Regions from separate parts of the Homo sapiens genome. Here region 2 is linked to region 1. Evidence: read pairs that join two places in POLR2A ChIA-PET (ENCODE). Cell type or tissue: Caco-2. All regions are shown on one strand. Links, peaks and the distances in the headings refer to the core of each region. The heading gives the core; the rest is flanking DNA.

Region 1 (2,927 bases), core at 259-2,758:
GTGCATAGATCCTGGGCTGTAGAGCACTCCAGGAACCCCCAGCCATGCAGCTTGGAGGGGCCTGGGGCCTGAAAGGCAGGGCGATCAGAGACACTGGAAGAAAAGCCAGCCAATGAAGAAAGGAAGGTAGTTCAGATGATTTTTTAAATTGCACACTAACTCCTCCAGAGGAAGAGAGAGTAGAGAGAGAAGCCTGGGGCTCAGGAAGAAGGAGAAGAAAGAGAAAAACCTCCCAACCAGCAGATGTATATATTTTCCCCCTGTTTATTTTTTTCTAAGTCCGGTTGCAGGAAAAAAAAGCCCAAGCTATAGTTACTAATATGTAAGACATGACCCAAATGCAGAAATCTTCCCTTCATCATAAACCAGGTAAGTATAATAATAAAAACAAAGCACTTAGAGGTTATGGGAAGAAAGTATTTCTGCTTTCAAAACTTTGATTGGAGAACTTTATTTGAAAAACAGAGCTTTTAAATTATACTTTGTTTATGACATTTGGTTTATTATACTTTCTTCCACTTATGCTAGATTGTAGCCGGTCAGAGCCAGTGTCCCCAGCAATCCTAAGTAGCTAACCATGTTCACACTGAAAGCATTACACACCATGCATACACAGACAGACACACACGTACACACATGTACATATGTACACACACATACATCCAGCCATTCTTTGAAATCCAGCTCTTATCCCTCCACATCCTTTTTGAACACTTCCTGGGTTTTCAGCCTGTGTGATAATGAGAACCGTACCATGTTACTTGGTTGTTTATGAGCTAGTTACTTCTCTGGAACTATTATAGATTCTGAGCACCTTGAAGGCAAAAATCCCTTTGTACTCCCTGTCTCGCCTTTCTGTCTACTGCCCTCTACTCATCATAACACAGGTTGAGCACCTAGTGTGTAATGTAATCGCTTTGTAATTGTACAGACAATAATAGAGACATCACCACTAAGCTTTATCTTCCTCTGGTAGTAGGCAAACTCCATGACAAGATCTTTTACTACCTCTTTATTTATTTATTTATTTAGTTTTACCACATGCATCTTTTTAAAGGCAGTCCTTTAGGATACTTCAAAGAAATCCCTGAGTACATTTTACAAAAGTTTGCTCCCTGCCCACCCTCACCCACCAATGCAACACAACTTAGCAAATGCAATTTCTCTCCAAGTATAAACACTCAGAGGGGACAAGGAGGGGATTCAGTTCTCCCTGCAGTCATCCTGCCTGGGGTGGAGATCTGGCCCTTGTGGCTTTCATGATGACCACCACCTGCAGCCTAACCATTTGGGGCACACAGGAGAGGGTGGCTCTTTCTTGGGGAGATCATTGTTCAAAAGCCCCTCTATACCGTTTGTCTCTGCCGTGTTGCCTGCCAGAAGCAATGTCTGATGCCTCCACTTGGCAGCCACAGGCTGTGAGGTCATCTTTTCACCACTCGCTGTTCCTTCAGCATTTAAGCTCTCTGGCAGTGACTCAATGTTTACAATCGCATTAACCTGTGAGGAACGCCGTGGCTGTGTCGAAGAACAAGGCCCCTGCTGGCACCAAGGTAACTGTGGACATGTTCTTGGGAAGAGGTGAGGGGAGGGGGCAGGGAGCCAGGCACAGTGTGGTGGGATACCTGTGTGTGGGGAGCTCTCTTCCGCTCTTGGCAGGACATCCAGTTCCCAAAGAAGGAGAATGACCCGTCATGCTCAGTCTAGTTTGTGCTGTTGCTTGGAGGAGAATGACCCATTGCTGTCTTGTTCACAGGCCAGAGTGAGCAAATCCCCCATGCAGCCAATACACATGCGTAAGGGAGGCACAACGACATCCATGCAAAAGGAGCCTCTCGGGTAATGTTACCCTTTAGGGGCCCAAATAAAACATACATGCTGAAAATCAATCTCACTCCTAGAGTGGGAAAAAGCAAGAGAAAGTGCTTTCTGCTATGGAGGTGAAGACACACAGGAAGCATAGGCCTGAACAACTCAAAGGAGTCCTTCAAACTCCAGAGAATAGATGGTCGTCAGCAAAATGCTCTAACAGTTTCTAAATACAGTGAGCTCACAAATTTAATTCTCAACATGACTCAAATGTGCACACACAGGAGACACACTCTTTGTTTTGTCTGTAAAAATGATGGGTTCTTTCCTGAGGGTTCACTGACTGATTGGAGTGGGGGAATAATTTAGAGCCCCACCAATTTCAAGCCTAGTTGCATCTAATCATTTATACAGCCTCTTTAATGAATGTTTAGCCGTGGGCAAATGCTGGGCTTTCAGATAGCTCTGCCTTCTTCCTCCCTTCCAGGGAGGGAGGTGGTATCGTTAGAACTGGTATCTAAGTAAATGATGCTACCTTCTGGGAGAGGGGAGGGCTATGGGTCCTCCAGCTTCTTTGGTTCCTAGACAACTCAGTGGTTGCCCACTCTGCTGCCATTTGTGCACATGCATTAGGCTGAAGTTACTCAGCCCCTGAGGACTGTTTTTAGGTCCTGACCATGATATATAGGAACCAAGGGTAGCAACCAGAAAGCTAAGCTTCAAGGCTTCCAGCGACCAGACCATCCAGTATGCCCAAGCTGACCTTGATGGAGCTGCACCCAGGGAAGGATGAATCTGCCTTCTCTCAGGGTGCATATAGGGAGCAAACCAAGAGTCTCACAATCTTAAACATTCTAGAGTGAAAGTTTAGTTCTGAAGAAGGTGAGAACTCAGAGTGACAATGTGATCATCTAGTCCAGTGGTACTTCAATACAACTTAGCAGATACTTTACAAAAAATGAATTTGAAAGCCAGTATGCCAGACAGATAAAAGTAGGTCCCTTTCTACTTATTGAGACCCATAGGGAGGGACCAGAACTTTGCCCAATGTGAGCTCCAGGGCTTCACAGATATTTTTCTATGGAAATCACCAATCTTTTCCAAACTCATCATTTCCT
Region 2 (2,927 bases), core at 229-2,728, 230 kb before region 1:
TGGATGTGTGTCCTCACCCAAATCTCATATTTAAATGTAATCCCCAGTGTTGGAGGTGGGACCTGCTGGGAGGTGACTGGATCGTGGAGGCAGGTTTCTCATGAATGGCTTAGCTCCATCCCTCTTGATACTGTCCTCCCAAAAGTGAGTGAGATATGGTCACTTAAAAGTGTGTAGCTCCCCCTTCATGCTCTTGCTCTTGTCATATGAAGTGTCTGCTCTTGCATTGCCTTCCATCATGAGTAAAAGCTCTCTGAGGCCTCCCTAGAAGCAGATGGCACCATGCTTCCTGTACAGCCTGCAGAACCATAAGCCAGTTAAACTGATTTTCTTATAAATCACCTAGTCTCAGGTATTTCTTTATAGCACTGTGAGAACAGCCTTAATACAATAATAATTGATTTTCTAATCTCAAATCAACTCTACATTCCCAGATAATGATATATTTACATATTTCCAGACATGGTTTGCAAGTATTTAAGATACATAACTCTGTGTGAGATTGCCTTATCAATGGTCTTTTCCCTACTACTTGTTTGATGTAATCTCTAAATTATAATGGCCACATAAAATAATTTAAGAAGTGTTTCTTATTTTTCTGTATTCTAAGAAACTTTATGTAAGATTTGGAAATAGCTGTTCAGTAAACATTAGTAGAAGATGTCTGTAAATCCTCTGGGCTTTATTTTTTTGTGAGTAGGTTTTTTATTACCAGTAACATTTATTAACTGTCATAGTACAATTAGGCTTTCCAATTGTTTTATTGCATACTTTGACAAATCATATTTTTTTAGAAATTATCTTATCTAAGTTTTAAAATGTGTTGATACAAGTTGGTTCACATTTTGTTATGTTAATTTCTCCTCCATCCAAAGCTGCGTCCTACTTTTTGATTCCTAATATTATTTAGCTGCACCTTCTCTGTTTCATGATCAGTCTTTCCACAGAATTATCATACTGTTCTTCTTTAGAGCAAGCAAGTTATTGGTTTGTAGATCTCCATTGCATGTTTATTTTATATTTCAATTTTTTAAGTATTAATTTCTTCTTTTTATTTTCTTTGAGTTTATTCTTTTTCTAACTTCTAAAGTTAAATGCTTATTTAGTTAATTTGCAGAGTCTCTCCTTTTCAAATATATGTATTTAAAGCAGTACATTTTATTCAACCAACCACTTTTCTCATATTAGGCAATTTTTTAATCTATTTTTTGTTTGTCTTGGTATGTATTTTCTAATTTCAGTGACTTTTCAAAACAATTTGGACACATGCATTTTTATGATATGTGTTTTTTAATTTGCAAAGTTGGGGTGTGGTAAGTTTCTTATAAATTCCTATTTTAATTTAGGGACAGAAAAGCAGTATAGCTTAAGCAGGTTAAATGAAATGTGTTGAGACTTTAAGTGGCCACATTTGGTAAATGTGCTGGGGATGTTTAAAGAGATTATTTATTTTCCATTTGTTTAGTATATATTCTATATGTGCCCATTAGATCAACTTTGATAATTGAATTTCTTGAATCTTTATACATTTGCTGATTTATTTCTCTCTCATCTAACAGTTACGGAGAAAGATATTAAAGATTTGTAAATTCTCTACTATAATGTGGATTTTTCAATTTCTCTTTGTACTTTTGACAATCTTTGTTTTACATATATTTAAACTATCTTAGCAAATATATAGTTTATAAATTTTTATATTTTTCTATACACTTTATGCTTTCTTATTAGGTATATATTACCCTCTTTATGTTTTGCTTTATAATGCCTTTTGCCTCAAAGTCTAATTTTTCCAATGTTAGTTTTGCCATCCAAGCTTACTTAAGTTAAAATTTACCTGACATATCTTTTCTCATCATTTTATATTCAATCTTTCTGTGTTCTTAGGGTTTATGCATTTCCTTGTTCCTTGTTAACAGCATATATCAGGATTTAAAAAATCTTTTTAGCTCAGTTTTGTTTTTGTTTGTTTGTTTGTTTTCTAAAGACAAGATTTCACTATGTTGCCTGGAATAGCCTTGCAATCCTGGGCTCAAAGGAGCCTCTCACCTCAGCCTTCCAAGTAGCTGCAACTACAGGTGTGTGCCATTGCACCCAGCTTGTTTTTGTTTTTGCTATAATAATTTTTGGCTTTTAATGTGGAGTTCAGACCATATAAATTGATTACTATTCCTGATATGTTTATATTTATTTATTTTTATTATTATTACTTTTTACTGGGACATGGTCTCACTTTGTTGCCCAGGCTGGTCTTGAACTCCTGGTTTCAATTAATATTATCTTAGTTTGTATTTTCTATTTATTCTTTTTTCTCTTGTTGTTGTTTTGTTTTGTTTTTAATTTACCTTCTATTCTTACCTTCTTTTGCATTGCTTGGGTTGGGATTATTGTTTTCTCATTCCACTCCTAATCCTCTGCTGGTTTGGAAGGTACATACTCTATTTCTGTTATTTTAATAGTACTCCTGGAATAATTTTAACATATTGAAATAAATATAAAATCAATCAATACCCTTATCCTCTCATAAAACTACAAGGACATGGCAATTCATTAATTCCATTTGCTACTTCCTCTAGATTTATTACTGTCTATAATTTTAGAACTAAGATGATTTTTCAACCCACAAAATAGTTTATTTTACAGTTAATCTTTACATTTACCAATCTATTACCATTTTTCTTAACATTTCTTTTCTGCATCTTAGCTCTTCTTAAAATCATTTTTCTTCTTCTTGAAGTGCACCTTTAAAAATCTCTTAATTGGGGATTTGTTAGTGATAATCTTATCTGTTGTGTGTCAGAATCCATTTTTATTTTGCAATTGTTTTTGAAAGATAATTTTTCTGAGTAAATAATTATAAGTTTAAATTTGTTTTCTCTCATTATGACAAGGATTCTGTTTCACTGGTTTCTGGTTTATCTTGCTACTAT

The links. Peaks named below come from ENCODE experiments on the same cell type or tissue, not always from the same donor. Only the 100,000 strongest peaks of a DNase experiment are listed, where the experiment ranks them.
Region 2: POLR2A ChIA-PET joins it to region 1 with 7 read pairs; 2 of 35 experiments call an interaction of 5 or more read pairs at or near these places.

What each region holds. Positions count from the first base shown.
Region 1 is chr1:221,844,588-221,847,514 of GRCh38, forward strand. LOC124904517 (a long non-coding RNA gene) reads left to right here and starts at 1,342. Exons shown (of 3, transcript XR_007066885.1): 1 at 1,342-1,553. In Caco-2, for the core only: no CTCF peak of the experiment used is centred there; a DNase peak (open chromatin) is centred at 1,504.
Region 2 is chr1:221,615,376-221,618,302 of GRCh38, forward strand. No RefSeq gene overlaps it. Among named protein-coding and RNA genes, the nearest start is that of DUSP10, 130 kb to the right of the region's middle. In Caco-2, for the core only: no CTCF peak of the experiment used is centred there; no DNase peak of the experiment used is centred there.